Regions from separate parts of the Homo sapiens genome. Here all the other regions are linked to region 5. The links are chromatin contacts, found by Hi-C or POLR2A ChIA-PET in ENCODE. All regions are on one chromosome and are shown on one strand. Each heading gives the region's core, a stretch centred on a gene start or an enhancer-like site at or near the end of the contact. The rest is flanking DNA. Distances are from core to core; before and after follow the strand shown.

Region 1 (3,378 bases), core at 370-2,869, 4.4 Mb after region 5:
CTCAGCCTCCTGAGTAGTTGGGACCACAGGTGTGAGCCATCATGCCCAGGTATTTTTAAAATTTTTTTGTAGAGACGGGGTCTCACCATATTGCCCAGGCTAAACTCCTGGACTCAAGCCATCCACTCTCCTCAGCCTCCCAAAGTGCTGGAATTACAAAGGTGAGCCATCATGCCTGACCACGGTTTGAGGTGTTTTTGTTTGTCTGTTTTTTTGTTTGTTTTTTGAGACAGAGTCTCACTCTGTCACCCAGGCTGGAGTGTAGTGGTATGATCTTGGCTCACTGCAACCTCCCCCTCCCGGGTTCAAGCAATTCTCCTGCCTCAGCCTCCAGAGTAGCTGGGTCTACAGGCACGTGCCACCATGCCCAGCTAATTTTTATATTTTTAGTAGAGGGGGTTTTGCCATGTTGGCCAGGCTGGTCTCAAATTCCTGACCTCAGGTGATCCACCCACCTTGGCTTCCCAAAGTGCTGGGATTACAAGCGTGAGCGATCATGCCTGACCACCGTTTGAGTTTTTACTATGTGCCAAGCCCCTTCCCAGTCTACTGCATTCCTTGTATTAACCTTTTCATACAAATAATATTATCTCCACTTTGCAAATTGGGGAGTTGGGACTCAGAGAGGTTGGGTAACTTATTGAAGATCACACAGCTGGTAAATGCCAGAGCCATGGAGATGATGGTCCTCCAATTCTAAATTTAACTCTTCACTATCCTGGAATGCTGCCCTAGGAGAGGGCAGTGTGGGTGAAATTTCTAGGTGTATATGGAGATGGGGGGGATGAGGTGGTGCCAGGATTATGGCTTTGGGTTCAGGCAGACTGTGGGCAGATTTAGGGCTGAGAAGTTGATCCCAAGGTTCTCTGGCTTGGCTCTTGGTTTGAAGTTCTTCTAGTCCATATGGTGGGATCAAAAACTCCCAAGTCTAAGGGATGTGGTTGAGCCCGCAGTGGGGGCCAAGAGTAGAGGCTAGGGGTCTCTGGACCATTTTATAGGGTCTCCAGTTCTTAGAGCTTGGGTCTGAGGGTTCTGGGGCCCAAGACCTCCAATTATGGGGTCCAGCTCTTAGGTGTTCAGGCCTGAGGAGCCACGTTCAAGAGTCCCTGTGAAGTTTCAATAGGAAGGGCTTGTTTCAGAAAGTCTCTGGGTTTGCAGGGCTCAGACTGGGGGTCCCATCCTAAAGGCCCTTTTTCTGAGTTTTAGGGTCCTTGGGCCTGGGGGATGAGAGAGATCCAGTTCTGAGGGTTTCAAGAGGTACGGTCCCCGAAAAGCCCAGTTCTGAGAGGCCTGGTTTGGAAATCTCGCCCTGAAGATTCCTGGATCCCAGGGCTCAGGACCAGGCGTCTCTGGATCTGAGGATCCTGGTAGTGATGGCTTAGGGTGGTGTTCCCTGGTCCGAAGCCCGGAGCTAAGGGCACCGGGTCTGCGGTGCGGCTGCGAGGAGCAGGGAAGCGCAGGCCCATGGCAGCCGCGAGGCGGAGGAGCGGGCCAGCGGGCGGCAGTGCTGGCGGCCCCCACACGTTCTGCGCTGGGTCGGCGCTAGGACTCCGGGGCGGCGGCCGTGGGAAGGGCGGCGCTAGGACCCCGCGGGCCCGGCGGCGCGTGGGGCGGCGCGTGTTGACAGCGGCGGCGGTGGAACCGGGCGGGCGGCGGGAGTCGGCGCCTCGGGTTCCTACCTCGCGTCCCTAGGCGGCGGCGGCCGGGCGTCCCGGGATGGCCTTCATGGAGAAGCCGCCAGCCGGCAAGGTGCTGCTGGACGACACGGTGCCGCTGACAGCAGCCATCGAGGCGAGCCAGAGCCTGCAGTCCCACACGGTGCGCGGCCCAGCGGGCGGGCGGGCGGCGTGGGGCGGCCCCGGGCCGCGAGGGGGCTGCGGGCTGCCTGGCGCGGGCCGGGCAGGGTCGTCGGACGGAGACCGGGCCACAGGGTGGGCGGCCCTGGCCGAGAAGGCTGTGGCGCGCCGCTGGGTCTGGGTCAGGGCCCCTGGGGCCCAGGCGAACGCTGAGGCCCGGAGGGGCCAAGGATGGGGACCGCAGCTCCCGGCGCCGCGGGGTGGAAGGAGCTCGGCGGCGACCAGGAAAGCGACTCCGAGTTGGGGGGCGGGGGCGGGGGCTGCGGGATTCCCGGGCTCACCTTGGACTAGGGGAGCAGGAACGAGACCGCTCAGGACCATCCACTTCTGCCCGCCGCCAGCCTTTTCCTTTTTGAGGCCGTGTAATTTCCTCCTTGCAGCTGAGGGTCTGGGTGATGGGGATGAGGGTGTGCCGGGCCAAATGAAGTGTGACTCCAGAGCCTACTTGTTGGGACAGCAGAGTGTAAGTGGCTGGGGTCTGCAGCCCCGTTTCCAGGTCAGCCGCTTGGCCCTGGTCCCGGGAAGTGGTGGGGGCGGCAGTCGGGGCGCTGTTAAGCAGGTGTATGAATGTGCTTCTCTAACTTGCTCTTTAGTGGGCAGTGGTAGCATTCATTTGAGTTTAAAATCCACTCGAGTAGCATAAAGGAGTAATAGGTCCTCATAGTAAACATTGGCAGGGTTCATTTCTGCTACATATACGGTCTTTTATGGGGCTTTAAAACCGTGGTTGTTTTCATTTGCTTGTACCTTTTTTTTTTTTTGAAAGGCCCACTATGCATTATAATTTCCAAGCAATAAATCTAGGAACCAGCAAGAAACCTGGAGCTATCAGCTAGTGGGACTTTTTTGGAAAAGTAATGAGTGAGGAGAGAGATTCCTTCAATTGTGATGTTTTGTCAGTCCACCGAATCAGATTCAGACTCAGAGGCTTGTTTGTTTACCATTGCAGTGTGTTTGGGGGGTCATCATCTGGAGGCTAAAGCTCACAATAGCCTTCTGTTTCTCTTTTCGTTCAAGCTCTTCTGATGACTTCAAAGAGACCTTTTATTCTGTTGTATTAAAGTGAGACTTTTTTGAACCTCAGTTTCCTCTTCTGACAGCCGTGCTTTGTAGGGCTTGAATTGTTCAAAGCATTCACTTCCAGTTAAGAAAATTATTATCTTTTTAAAAAGGGCTATTTATTTCACGCTGTGTGTCTTTAATCCTATTCTGTAGACATGTGAGAAGGCACATACAGGACAGAATTTGTTAAACTTGCTATCATTTGTGCCTAAAGGGAGTATGGCATAAGGGTTGAAATTTAGGATAGGGAGTCAAGAGTAATTCAGCTATTAAATTTGATTTTTGACTTGACTATTGGCAAGTAAGTCTTATAACCTTTCAGGGAATAGTGTCGAGTCCTTTAGGTTTATTTTGTATTGAAAATAAAGAGATAGATGTTTCTAAATACTCACAAATTACTTTCCCTAGGAAGCATTCATGATTTCTACAGCCCCAGCCCATGTGCCTACCCACACCTTAA
Region 2 (3,447 bases), core at 358-2,857, 3.8 Mb after region 5:
TACCCCTAGCCAATTTTCTTAGTCAACCAGGCCACTACAGTATTAATGAAATCGAAATCTGTCACCAATACCAAAAAAAAAAAAAAAAAAAAAAAACCAAAACCAAAACGTCTAAACAAACGCCCTTCTGATAACAATTTCCTTGGACACATGAAAGCAAGCAATTCCTTATGCTAAAAAGACCTTCAACAACGTCAAGAATAGATGTTTCTAAAGCCTTTCGGTAAGGGGCCATACATAAGAATGGAAAAGTTGACTGATTGACAAGCAAATGATGTTCCCTATATTCATCTTGACAGTAGTTTCACACCAACTGTTCCAGAGGCAACATAAAAAAAAATAACAGAAATGAGGCCGGGCACGGTGGCTCACGCATGTAATCCCACCACTTTGGAAGGCCTAGGCGGGCAGACCACCTGAGTCGGGAGTTCGAGACCAGCCTTACCAAAATGGAGAAACCCCGTCTCTATTAAAAATACAAAATTAGCCGGGCATGGTCGCATGCCTGTAACCCCAGCTACTCGGGAGGCTGAGGCAGGAGAATTGCCTGAATCCGGGAGGCAGAGGTTGCGGTGAGCCAAGATCGCGCCATTGCACTCCAGCCTGAGCAACAAGAGCAAAAACTCCGTCTCAAAAAAAAAAAAAAAAAAAAACAGAAATGAGGCACAAAAGGAGGAAAGGGAGAAAATGCGTGCTGAGATAAGCATTTCGACTCAGGCTGAGGGAAACGCTCAAACAGTTACTGCAAATGACTAAAACAATCTGAGCCTTAAAACTTGGTTGTGCAAGTTCGGCTACTAGAGTTCATCATCTGTTATGGGCATTGTTCTTGAAAAAGTACCAAACAAACATCCTGCCTGCGGGCTTCTCCGGGTGGGTGCTACTAACCCTTTTAGTTAATTCTGTGACTCTGCGTTTAAAAGAAATAAAGAAAGAACAGGATGAACATCAACAAGTATTTAGGAGGGGCCTAGAGAGAACTTTTCACCCCTAGCCGCAGCCCAAGATCCTCCCACGGGAAGTGCCGTAGGACCGCAGCCCGAAAGAGCGCGGGAGGGGAGACTGGCCACGCCCGGATGCGCCGCGGACAGGGTCCTGGCCGGTCAGCCCGCGGGCCGCTGGCTTTGCTGCAGCCGCCCCGGCGCAGGGGAGGAGCGCCGAGAAAGGGCGGGGCCGGGCCTCACCTCCACGGCCTGGCCCAGCTCCAGGTCGAAGCCCACCACACACACGCAGTGCAGCCAGGCGGAGAAGCTGTCCCAGCGCAGCAGGCCCCGGCCACGGCCATCGTCCTCTTCATCGTCCTCTGGCGCGCCTCCCGCCGCCACAAGGGCCGGCGCCTCGCGGCCCTCGGCCCCTGCCACCGCTTCGTCCAACGGCCTTCGAGAGCCGGGCCCCAAGCCCGCAGGGCCCCTCAAAGCCATCGGCCGCCCCCTGACCGTTCGCGCCGCCTCCACAGCGGACCGCGCCGCAGAGCGCGCTTGCCTCCGCGCAGGCGCAGACGCTGCTGTCGCAGCCGCTGGGGACCCACTCAGTCCGGGCGGGGCTGCGGGTCACGTGACCCTGGGAGCGGACGTGGGGACGTCACGCTGCCGCTTGTCTCGGATTGTGAAGCCGGTCCTGGCTTCCTTGTCTAAAAGCTCTTTGGGACTGAAATGGCTGTTTATGAATCCTTGTCAACCTCGTTCGCAGTCAACGACCAGGGAATAAATTATTCGTGGAATGACACAGTTCATAATTATTATAAGGTATTATTAAATTATGAAAGCGTAGGCCGGGCGCGGTGGTTCACACCTGTAATCACAGCATTTTGGGAGGCCGATGCGGGCGGATCATCAGGTCAGGAGTTCGAGACCAGCCTGACCAACATGGTGAAACCCCGTCTCTACTAAAAATACGAAAAAATTAGCCAGGCGTGGTGGAGCGCGCCTGTGATCCCAGCTACTCAGGAGGCTGAGGCAGGAGAATCGCTTGAACCCAGGAGGTTACAGTTAGCTGAGATTGCGCCACTGTATTCTGTCTACCCTGGGCGACAGAGCGAGATTCCGTCTCAAAAAAATAAAAATAAAATATATGAACGCATAATGGTGACGGTGGCTAACATTGAACGCTTACTTTGTGCCAGTTGATATGCCAAGTACAAGTGCGAATACTTACAAATATTACCTTATTGAATCTTCACATAATCGCAAATAAGTAGACTATTTATTTCTTTTTACAGATAAGGAAATGGAGGTCCTGGAGGTTACATGACTAGCCCAACAAGTATGACAACTCCGATATCGGCTTGCGGTTCACTCATTCAGTTTGCTGATTCAGAGATCTGTGCATTCACTCACCTGTTCCTTCTCCAGCAAGGCCTCCCCACCCTACCACCTCCTCCTTTCTTAGTTTGGCTGTCTGTGACTCACTCAACACACATCCCCAGACCTTTCTGGAACTCCAGGTTGGGCAGATTGGCCTCCACAGCAACCTGTGGATCTCTGAACACTGGGGCAAGGGCCTGGTCTCAAGCAGCTTCGTATTCTGAGATCAGTTTTTACTGAGTATTGGACCAGCCAGGATACTAACTAGTATTTATTCAGCACCTACTATGTTGAGTATAAATAGCATAGTAAAAGTAGGAAACACACAATAATACCTCAACAGAAAAATGAGTAAACCAGCGAGGTGTCACGCCTGTAGTCCCAGGTTCTTGGGAAGCTGAGGCCGGCTAAGTTCAAGGAGGATCGCTTGAGCAGGAGTTCCAGGCTGCAGCGCGCTATGATCGCGCCTGCGAACAGCCATTGCACTCCAGCCTGGGCAACAGAGCGCGACTGTGTCTCTAAAAAACAACGCAAAACAAAAAACACGGCAGAACTTAAGCATTTTGCTGCACTGCCCAGTGAAATCCATTCCATTTGACAAATACTGCCCTCTTAACATTCTTAGAATTTTTTTTTGGAGCAAGTGTTAGCGTCCCTGTTTTCAAGGAGGTGGTCAAGTATGCACAGACATCAGTAGTGACGTTTGCTGGAGACTTCCTTTAGACAAAAATGAACTTAGGGACAGCACTTAAGTTAGAGGCCAAGTCTTTGGCCAAAGTAGCCTGCCATCCTACTCCAGAGAACTGCTGTGGTTAAAAGAGGAAAAACTGTATTCTGCGATCAAGTAAGGCTCTAAACCCAGTATTAGGAAAGAACAGTAGCCTTTTGTATTAGAAAGAACACTGGCGTGGAAGTCAAAAGTTCTGGATTCTAGTGCCAGCTAGAATCTACCACGATCGTGGTAGGCAAGCTGCTCCAAAACCCAGTTTCTGGTAAATGAGAGTGATGATTACTAACTCACCTCACTGACTGTTGGGAAAAGCTAAGCTATCCTAATGTACACATTTTACCAGATGCTACTTCATTATTAATTATTAATGATCTCAAAACACCAGTTGTGGCCAAGCACAGTGGGTCACACCTG
Region 3 (3,432 bases), core at 490-2,989, 4.5 Mb after region 5:
CCGTGCCCAGCTGACTAGTGAACTTTGAATGAAAGAGGTAAGAGTTGGCAGCCATCCCTAAGCTGATCTGTTGTCAGGGCCTACAGAGTGGTGGACCTGATTGATGGCTCCACTAAGCATTGGTTGAAAGAGGACAAGCTAGTGGTCTCCTTCTGAACCACAGAACCAGACAATGATTTGTGTGACCGTTTTCTCAGTTCTTCCATTCTGGCTGCATAGGGATGGAGTTAATTCACTACATACGACAGAGGCCTTAGGGCAGTGCTGTCCAATGGAAGTATAATGCTAGCCACATATGTAACTTTACATTTTCTAGTAGCCATGTTAAAAAAGTAAAAAGAAACAGGTGAAATTAATTTAAATAATATATTTAACCCAATATATCCAAAATATTATAATTTCAACATGGAATCATTATAAAAATTATTACTATGTTAGGTGCAGTGACTAATGCCTGTAATCTCAGCACTTTGGCAGGTTGAGGAGGGAGGATTGCTTGAGGCCAGGAGATCGAGACCAGCCTAAGCAATATAGCAAGATCTAGTCTCTACAAAACTTAAAAAAAAAAAAAAGTCAGGTGTGGTGGCATACCTGTAGTCTCAGCTACTCAGGAGGTTGAGTAGAAGAATCCCTTGAGCCCAGGCAGTGGAGGCTGCAGTGAGCTATGATTGCACCACTGCACTCCAGCCTAGGTAACAGAGTGAGACCCTGTCTGTACTTTTTTTTAATTAATATGTTTTGCATTCCTCTTGTCATAAAAGTATTTGAAATCTGGTGTGTATTTTACAATTACAGCATATCTCAATTGGGACTAGCCACATATCAGATGCTCAGTAGCCACATATTGCTTGTGGCTACTAGGCAGCAGAGATACAGACATTAAAAATATTTGCCAGGCATGGTAGCTCATGCCTGTAGCCCCAGTTACTAGGGAGGCTGAGGTGGGAGGATCACTTGAGCCCAGGAGTTCAAGGCTGCAGTGAGCTATGGTTGTACCACTGCACTCCAGCCTGGGCGACAGAGCCAGACCCCATCTCCAAAAGAAATTAAAAATAAAATCCCAAATGTGTTGTTATGGAGAGAGATCCATGTTATATTAAGTGAGAGAAAAAGCAAGTCATAACACACTATGTTTAGTATGCTTTCATTCTCATAAATATCTTTTTTTTTTTTTTTTGAGACGGAGTCTCACTCTGTCGCCCAGGCTGGAGTGCAGTGATGTGATCTTGGCTCACTGCAACCTCTGCCTCCCCGGTTCAAGCGATTCTCCTGCCTCAGCCTCCTGAGTAGCTGGGATTACAGGCTCCTGCCACCACGCCTGGCTAATTTTTGTATTTTTAGTAGAGACGGGGTTTCACCATGTTGGCCAGGCTGGTCTTGAACTGCTGACCTCAAATGATCTACCCTCCTCGGCTTCCCAAAGAGCTGGGATTACAGGCATGAGCCACAGCACCTGGCCACATTTTCATAAATATCTGTGTTTATACCTGCAAATAAACAGTCTGTAACTGCACACTATCCAGTATTTTAGCCACTAGGCTAATAAAATTAAGCTAAAAATTCAGTCCCTTCGTCACCCTATCCACATTCCAAGAGCTCAGTAGTCCCTTGTGCATAGTGGCTACCATATTGGATATCAAGCCTTAGGTCACTGCTCTCTTCAAACTGCTGAACTGGTTGAGAAAGACTGAGCTTAACGGATAGAACCTGCTAGCCCTGCAGCCATTGGGGTTTTGTGACTACTGAGTCCCAGAGCCTCTGTGGTTTTTAAGAGTAACACACAGGAAGGAAGCTCACTGAGGTGCAACCGTTATTAGTACCTTGGGGAGTTTAACAGGAGCACAGTGTAGAAGCAAAACAGCTTTGTGGAGGACCCTGTTCCGTTTTTGTACAACTGAAATTAACTACTATTCAAATTGCTGAGGATCACATAAACCTGATGTCCACTTTAGGCATGTTCTTATAAAAATGTTCCTTTCGACTGCTTCTTAACTGCCTAATGTACATTATGGGGCTTGCTTAACATTTTGGAGAAAAAATAGTTTCTTACTTGTACATAACTTCTAGGTGGTGCTCACATTACATTCAGCTCCAGCAGTTTGTGTCCATGTAGTAGGAGGTAGGCTGCAAAGTATAGGGGTATTAAAACCAGGTGGTTGTGGTATTCTGAGAGCTCTATTGCTATAGTAACTCATATTCTCCAGGCCCGGGTTCTTGTCCTTACTCTGCCCTTCACCCTGTCAGCTTCCCCCTGACTTGATAGACTGGTTCTGCCTGTCCAGCTGCACTCTGTTCATCAAAATGAGTCCTTGGAGCATGTGAAAGTATTGTGTCCAAGGGCATAGAAGGTAGGAACCGCTGTGCCCCTGGGTCAGACTGGCCTGGGGTGGAGTCTATTCTCATCACATACTAGTGGTGCGCCCTTGTTTAAGGCATCTACCCTCTCTGAGCTTCAGGGTTTTTGTTGTATAAGAGATGTAGTGACGCCTCCCTTCAGACATTGTTGGGAGATGGAGTAAACTGAGGGCTAGAAGGCAGAGAGTAAGTGCCCCATAAGCAGAGCAGTTATACCTCCCTCTCTGAAGATATGTGTCTGCATGGCATGTGTACTGTGGTCACTTCCACAGTTGGTTATGAAATTGGAGCTAGTGTCTCAGGATGACACAGCAACCTTCTCAGAGTAGGAAGGATAGATTTATATGTACGTTATCCTAAGTGATGGTGACCATTATTAAAACCAGTAGGGACTTCTAGCTTGACTTCAGCCTATAGTTTCAAGCTTCTCTCCCACTAAATGCTTTAGCAGCCCTGTTACAAGTAGAAGAGCTCCTTTACTTTACTTTCATCTTCTGTTTTCCCAGTCTCCCCAGCACAGAAAGTACTGATGAGTAGTAAAATGACCAAAAGCTCCCTTGTCAAAGGAAAAAAGGTGCATTTATCATTGATAACATACCAGGCTCTTACCCAAGCTCAGATGATCTCAATCTTTATTACTCAGGATTCCTTATTTAATTTATTTTATTTTTCCAAGAAAGGGTCTCACTCTATCGCCCAGGCTGGAGTGCAGTGGTGCAATCACGGCTCACGGCAGCCTCCATCTCCCTGGGCTTAAATGATCCTTCTTGGGCTTCAGTGATCCACCCGCCTCAGCCCCCCAAATAGCTGAGACTACAGGTGTGCGCCACCACAGCTAGCTATTTGTGTGTGTGTGTGTGTGTGTGTGTGTGTGTGTGTGTGTATTTTTTGTAGAGACAGGGTTTCACCATGTTGCCCAGGCTGGTCTTGAACTCCTGGGCTCATGCAATCCACCTGCCTCATCCTCCCAAAGTGCTGAGATTACAGGTGTGAGCCACCGTGCCTGGCCAGGATTTCTTATTTTAAAGTATCATGTTTTAAATTACATGTGTAGCAAACTGAGAAACTTTTCCAAAA
Region 4 (3,626 bases), core at 731-3,230, 3.9 Mb after region 5:
CTACTCTTTACCGATTTTGCTTTAGGTGCTCATCTGAAAATATGCTTCCTGTTGACTTTTTAAAAGTTCCTTGTAGAGTTCTTCTGTATGGGTGGGACCAAATATCTGTGAATCACTCCCAGTTAGTATAGCATAGTACAGTCATCTTAAGAGTAAGTGATTTTTTAATTTGACAGATTGTCTGCCAAAAAGTGTTAAAGTAGAGCCAAAAGCAAGAACAGAAATTGACTCTTGCTCTATTTATTTTCACCTTTTCTCATCTTTTTTCATCTAACATCAAAGATTATTTCCATTTCTGATACACTTTTATTGTATTTGTATTATTTTTGTCTAATTACTAGCCTAGGTTTCTACATCATCCATGCTTAAATGCTTTTCGTTGTTACATAGGGCTGTAAGACATTTATACTGTCAGTAGTTGAGTTTACTTGAAGTCATAGGTGAGAAGGTAATGTGTGATGATTAAGAAGTCAGGAATGATAAAATAAAAATTTTCTATTTGTTTTATCGTGCTTGACAATAAGTTTTGACTTATTAAAAATACATTGGCCAGGTGTGGTGGCTCACGCCTATAATCCCAGCACTTTGGGAGGTTGAGGCAGGAGGTCACTTGAGCCTAGGAGTTTGAGACCAGCCTGGGCAAAATGGTGAAACCTTATCTCTACAAAAAATACAAAAGATTAGCTGAGTGTAGTGTTGTGCACTTGTAGTCCCAGCTACCTGGGAGGCTGAGGTAGGAACATCACCTGTGTCTGGGAGGTCGAGGCTGCAGTGAGCCATGATCATGTCACTACTTTCCAGCCTGGGCAACAGAGTGAAGCCCTGAATCAAAAAAATAAAAATAAAAAGTATATAGTACCAATTTACTTACAATAATATTAATAATTTTCTTCACTGTAGATAATCTCCTATCACTGTAAATGATCTTCTCCTATAGGTAGGGATACATCTGTGTTTGATCCTTTTAGTCTTTTGTACTCTAGATTGACTTCACTACTTTAAGACCTCAGAAAGAGATGTCCCAGTAGGTTCTGCTAATTTTCAAAAAGTTAATACAACAGAATTAGAGAGTCTAGATTGTTATCTGATGTGACTTTTTTTAATCTCTTGTGATCTCTGTTGGCTTTTTCAAGTCATTATGGTTTCTCTTTGTATACTGGTTGGAGGTATTAGCCCTTGACTGTTTCCCTGGCCTCTTGGATGGTACTTTTCCTGATTTTCCTTTTACCTTTTTGACTATGAAATTCCTTCAAGCATTTTTTTTCCCACTGGGTTTTCCTCAAATGTGTGTTCCTAAATGTTCAGTCATTGTTTTCCCTGTTAGTGTTATTTTTGGATCATCTTATATATTAGAATAATTTTGGTGACCATTCAAATGTGGATACTTTTTAGATATATTGAACCCTGGAGTCTGAATTTTCTGCTGTCTGCTTACCTTTACTTACTAGATGTCCTTATAGTGAATCTAAAAGCAACATATCCAAAACTGAAGTGATTCATTCACTATCCACCATTGCTGCAGTATTTCCAAATACAGATACTGGTATTATCTGTCCAGTAGCCCAGGCTACCAACTGCTGCCTTTATCACTGAACACATAGTTTCTGTCACTGAGCCCCTCTTACTACTTCTAACACTGTCGTAATTCAGGGCCTTATTATTTATTTCAGTAGCCTCTTAACTGGTCTCCAACTCTTTAGTCTGGTACTCTTCAAGGTACTTCTTCATTGAATGAAATATCAGTTTGATCTCAGTATGTCCCTGCCTAAACCCTATAGTCGCAAGTTCTCTATATGATAAAGGTTGTACTGCATGATATGTCCTAAAAGGCTTGGTGACTGCTTACCTCTCTAGCCTCATCTCCTGTCATTCTCAGTCTCATACATCACATACTAGTCCTCTTGACTCCCCCTACCAACCCCACACTATGTTGTGTCTTACCTTTGTTTTTCATGATGTTTCAAGTCCCCTCCCTACTTCCCCTGACTCACTCTTACTCAGCCTTAATGATTCAGCATGGGACAGCTCCTTCAGGAATCCTCTTAATTCTCAGGGTTGGGCCAAGTGCTCCTTTTCTCTGTTCTTGCTAGTAGGTAAAACAGGGTTTTTTTTTTGTTTGTTTTGTTTTTTTTTTGTAAATTTTACTTTAAGTTCTGGGATACAAGTGCAGACGTGTAGGTTTGTTACATAGGTATACATGTGCCATGGTGGTTTGCTGCACCTATCAACCTGTCATCTAGGTTTTAAGCCCTGTATGCATTAGCCATTTGTCCTAATGCTCTCCCTCCCTTCGCCCCCTGCCCCCCAACTGGCCCTGGTGTGTGTTGTTCCCCTCCCTGTGTCCATGTGTTCTCATTGTTCAGCTGCCACTTATGAGTGAGAACATGCGGTGTTTGGTTTTCTGTTTCTGTATTTGCTGAGGATGATGGCTTCCAGCTTCACCCATGTCCCTGCAGAGGATATGATCTCATTCCTTTTTATGGCTGCGTAGTATTCCATGGTGTTTATGTACCACATTTTCTTTTCTTTTCTTTTTTTTTGAGACAGAGTCTTGCTCTGTCACCCAGACTGGAGTGCAGTGGCACAATCTTGGCCCACTGCAACCTCCGCCTCCCGGGTTCAAGCAATTATCCTGCTTCAGCCTCCCAAGTAGCTGGGATTATAGGCATATGCCACCATGCCTGGCCAATTTTTTTGTATTTTTAGTAGAGACAGGGTTTCACCGTGTTGGCCAGGCTGTTCTCGCACTCCTGACCTCAAGTGATCCACCTACCTCGGCCTCCCAAAGTGCAGGGACCACAGGCATGAGCCACCATGCCTGTACCACATTTTATTTATCCAATCTATCATTGATGGGCATTTGGGTTGGTTCCATGTATTTGCTATTGTAAATAGTGCTGCAATAAACATATGTGTGCATGTGTCTTTATAGTAGAATGATTTATATTCCTTTGGGTGTATACCCAGTAATGTGATTGCTGGGTTAAATGGTATTTTTGGTTATAGATCCTTGAAGAATCACCACACTGTCTTCCACAATGGTTGAACTAATTTATATTCCCACCAACAGTGTAAAAGTGTTCCTGTTTCTCCACAGCCTCACCAGCATCTGTTGTTTCTTAGCTTTTTAATAATCAACATTCTGACTGGTGTGAGATGGTATCTCACTGTGGTTTTGATTTGCATTTCTCTGATGATCAGTGATGTTGAGCTTTCTTTCATATATTTGTTGGCCGCGTAAATGTCTTCTTTTGAGAAGTGTCTGTTCATATCCTTTGCCTGCTTTTTGATGGGGTTGTTTTTTTCTTGTAAATCTGTTTAAGTTCCTTATAGATTCTGGATATTAGACCTTTGTCAGATGGGTAGATTGCAAAAATTTTCTCCCATTCTGTAGGTTGCCTGTTTATTCTTCCTATTTGAATTGGAGTGGTGAGAGAAGCATTCTTGTCTTGTGCTGGTTTTCAAAGGGAATGCTTCCAGCTTTTGCCCATTCAGTATGATATTGGCTGTGGGTTTGTCCTGAATAGCTCTTATTTTGAGATATGTGCCATCAACACCTAGTTTACTGGGAGTTTTTAACATGAAGGGATGTTGAATTTTATCGAAGGCCTTTCTGCATCTATTGA
Region 5 (3,225 bases), core at 502-3,001:
ATACCCACTTGGATCTAAGCTCTCACTGTGCTACTGAGAGCAAGGGGCTACAAAAGTTTAGAGGGTGGGTGACAGGCTTAGTTCTCTGCCTCTTACTAGCTCTGCTTCGTTGGCTGATGTGACATTTTCTTTCTCCAACAAAAAGTATTCCAGGGCTAGCCATCACATAAGATTTTTGGAAAAAAAAAAGTCATCTGACAGCAAGAGAAAGATTTTGTCAAGTGCTGATAATACAGTCCTAAGAAGGTGGATCTAATTGGAACCTGTCATTTCTTCCTCTGTGATTCTATCTTGCTTTTCCACTTTCCCTTTCTTAAGGCAGAATGTCCCTTCCACCAATATCCCCAGAGAGAAGTAAGGTGTTTGAATGCAGTTGTGTTTCTCAACTTTTAAAGTACGATAAAGAGTCCTAATCGGCTACTTATGTGGACCAAATGAAATAATGCGAACACAGTAAGACACAACAAATACAAGGAATTATTCAATAATTCATACAGAAGCTTCCAGCCTTAAGCTTATATCACAAAGGCTATAAAACAGGCTATAAAACAGACTAAAGTCTGAAAGCGCCCAAAACTAAGATGAAATTTTGATGCTTTTCTGTAGTGTCCATCAATCTACTTGTTTCAAAGATTTTTAAGTGGGAGATGAGAAGGGGAGATTTTTAAAAGTCAAGAAATGCAAAAGTGCAGTCAGCCAGAAGGCTCCTCACTGACTACCTTACTCGTCTCTGGAGAAAAACAGATGACTCAAATAGAACCAAGACCTAGTTCCAATGATCCACAACTCCTTGTTAAGACTGTACCAAAGAATTTCACCTGAGTCAAACAGGTGGGCAGGCAGCTCTAGCACTGATCTGACACAGTCATGTCCTTCCTTTCCGGTCATCTTCTTTGTGGGTTCGCAGAATTAAGTCTCTCGGATTCTCCATTCCGGTAATAATTAACTTGCTCCTAGGGGAAGATAGTACTTCTTCCCATGCCCCTTGAAATTCGAGCAAAAAATTCCATGTTTGACTAGCTACCCTTTCCTGGGGAAAAAGCCTATGCAAAGCTTTCATCTAATTATCATCCTAGGTCGGCTCGGTCTTTTTACACGTTGTAGACAGAGGCAGCATAACAGATAACAAGGACGCTGACGTCAGCCTACCTGTGATCGAATCCCGACTCAGCCATTAAGTTACCTCTGTGACTTAAATAGCCCAGGCAAGCTATTTAATCTATCTGAGCCTCAGAGTTTCCACCCGTAAAACAGGATTGAATGTGACGATAAGCAAATAACTGAAACACTGTCCAGGGCACAAGCGCTACGTGTACAGCGTCGGCATCATTGTCCTTACTAGTTTTAAGGATACCGACACCCGAGAGAGGAAAGACCACCCTCGCAAATCCACAATCAAGCGCTTGCTGCACGAAGGCGGGGTTGCAGGGCTCCCAGTACTCAACGTGAGGCCGGCGGGACCTCGGCCCCCGACTGCCGGCTCAGAGACCATCGGCTGACGCGCCGCAAGCCGAGGCGACTTCGGTCCAGCTCCGCCCGGCCGCGGGGCGCTAAGCCCGGGGAAGCCGCACCGGGCTCAAGACTCAGCGAGCGACGATGAAAGGAACCTGGAGTCCGATCTTACAAGTCACCGGTCGAAGCCACAGCCCGCTCTCAACTTACCGTTCGAGATGTAAACCATCTTGTCCCACTTCCCCGCTTCGGAGCCACCGGGCGCCTGGCCCCTGTCGGTTTCTGTATCTCCCTCTGCTCCCCGCCCTTCGAGCGTCACAGGCCGCGATTAGACAAAATGCTGACGAGGACGAAGGTGGGCAGAGCCCATTGGCTGCTGAAAGAGACGCGCCCCCGACGGGCGTTTTTGCATCGTCACATCTGCGACTTCTGGTTAGGCGGAGGCGGCCGAGCTGACAACCGGATATGACGTTAAGGACTGCCCTGTAGTGCCCGCGGTTGCCAGTCCTCTATCCGACTTGATCGTGCAGAGTTGGTTCGCACCGCCCAGTGAGGGGAAGCTGTTTTCTCGTCGATTGATAGGCTCCGGGTCTGGGTAGGAGAGGCTGCCCTGTATGAGGTAGCTTGAAGGGCCGCTGACAGGAGGAAACGCTTCCGAATTTTCCAGACGTGTTGACGTTTGAGGGTGCTGACTACACGTTAAGGAACTTTATTGTCACGCCTTTGGGAATATACTGCCAGGCTCTTCCTAGATATATTCATTCTCTTTAAAATGAGCATGTCTACCTGGGTTCACCAGAAACTAAGTTTTTCTTAGCCTTTTGTGAGGCAACTGAAAAATAAATTGAACTGTAGGCCCTTTCTCTGCTTGTTTCTTATTGATGGCGACTGCTTATGACCACTTTGGTGACAGACGAATTAGAAGACATGTCTTGGACATTCAGTAAATGTGGACCACATACCATGGATATTTACTCTGCTACAGCCAGTGGGCTGCCTCTGTTCCTTGAACGTGGCCATTTCATTCCCTTCTCAAGGCCTCTGCACTTAGCTATTCTTTCAGCGTGGAGACCTAATGGCTGCTTCCTTTGACTTCCCGCCCCCAGTTCTCAAGCCATGTGTCATCTCTTTGGAAAGATTCCTAATCACCTTCCAGAAAATGAAAATTACATGCTGAAAATCTATTTTGAGTTTAACAACTTTGGTTAAGATTTTATGTTCTAATACTTAGAACTGACAAAGATCTAATTTTATGTTGATTTTGGAGAGAGCATTTTCCCCAGAAAAGTTCATAATAGGACAAGACAACATCCTTCACCTCATTTGGGATTTGTGCAGCACAATCATAAAGGATCATTTCTGCAAAAATATTAGGGCAGGGCCGTTAATTTTCCCAAGGGCCTTTCTTAATCTAGACCATGCCACCATCATCTCTCACCTGCTCTACGCTAGTTTCCTTCTAAATGAAATCTCAGGTTCAGTCTTTTACCATCCTTAGGCAGTTTTACAAACTGTAGCAAGATCGATCTTAAAACGGAGATCATCTCGTTCCCTTGCCTAAAACCTTTTGGACACTAAAATTTAGTGACTTCCTATTGCTCTTAAAATCCAGTTCCTTGTCATGGCCTGCAGGCCCAAGGTGACTTGTCCTCTTGATTGCTCCTCTCACTGTACTTCCAGCCACATCTCCCCACCCAGATTATGCTCTGGCAACATTGTTGTTTTAGTTTATGAACACCCCCACCCAGATTATGCTCTGGCAACATTGTTGTT

Evidence for each region. Hi-C counts contacts between places; a loop is a spot of excess contacts on that map. ChIA-PET counts read pairs that join two places held with the same protein, here RNA polymerase II (POLR2A). Pooled maps may share reads with other maps.
Region 1: a loop to region 5 is called in a pooled map, with 8 times the contacts of the local background. The contact joins the promoter of PXK here to the promoter of SELENOK in region 5. A Hi-C loop is called at or near these places in 5 of 50 pooled maps.
Region 2: a map of naive thymus-derived CD4-positive, alpha-beta T cell shows a loop between it and region 5 (15-fold over the local background). The contact joins the promoter of DENND6A-DT here to the promoter of SELENOK in region 5. A Hi-C loop is called at or near these places in 1 of 168 maps with a recorded cell type or tissue (naive thymus-derived CD4-positive, alpha-beta T cell), 1 of 37 single-sample maps with no recorded cell type and 9 of 50 pooled maps. POLR2A ChIA-PET finds 5 or more read pairs at or near these places in 1 of 52 experiments (CD4-positive, alpha-beta T cell).
Region 3: a pooled map shows a loop between it and region 5 (3-fold over the local background). The contact joins the enhancer-like site here to the promoter of SELENOK in region 5. A Hi-C loop is called at or near these places in 1 of 50 pooled maps.
Region 4: a loop to region 5 is called in a pooled map, with 15 times the contacts of the local background. The contact joins the enhancer-like site here to the promoter of SELENOK in region 5. A Hi-C loop is called at or near these places in 4 of 50 pooled maps.

Annotation. Positions count from the first base shown.
Region 1 is chr3:58,331,273-58,334,650 of GRCh38, forward strand. PXK (PX domain containing serine/threonine kinase like) reads left to right here and starts at 1,620. Exons shown (of 18, transcript NM_017771.5): 1 at 1,620-1,818. The coding sequence starts at 1,717. RefSeq lists silencers at 1,394-1,923, 2,170-2,464.
Region 2 is chr3:57,691,598-57,695,044 of GRCh38, forward strand. DENND6A-DT (DENND6A divergent transcript) reads left to right here and starts at 1,608. Exons shown (of 2, transcript NR_135550.1): 1 at 1,608-1,745; 2 at 2,219-3,447. DENND6A (DENN domain containing 6A) reads right to left here and starts at 1,480. Exons shown (of 20, transcript NM_152678.3): 1 at 1,185-1,480. The coding sequence starts at 1,421. RefSeq lists an enhancer at 808-1,308 and silencers at 1,030-1,269, 1,380-1,479.
Region 3 is chr3:58,348,197-58,351,628 of GRCh38, forward strand. All of the region lies in intron 1 of PXK (PX domain containing serine/threonine kinase like), which reads left to right. Among named protein-coding and RNA genes, the nearest start is that of PXK, 17 kb to the left of the region's middle. RefSeq lists an enhancer at 1,310-1,589. Within about 2 kb of position 1,740, at least 9 of the 41 ENCODE cell types and tissues checked have a DNase peak (open chromatin) inside an H3K27ac peak, as active enhancers do.
Region 4 is chr3:57,803,916-57,807,541 of GRCh38, forward strand. All of the region lies in intron 2 of SLMAP (sarcolemma associated protein), which reads left to right. Among named protein-coding and RNA genes, the nearest start is that of SLMAP, 49 kb to the left of the region's middle. Within about 2 kb of position 1,981, at least 5 of the 41 ENCODE cell types and tissues checked have a DNase peak (open chromatin) inside an H3K27ac peak, as active enhancers do.
Region 5 is chr3:53,890,108-53,893,332 of GRCh38, forward strand. It overlaps SELENOK (selenoprotein K), which reads right to left and starts at 1,752. Exons shown (of 5, transcript NM_021237.5): 1 at 1,663-1,752. The coding sequence starts at 1,681. RefSeq lists enhancers at 940-1,840, 1,731-2,030.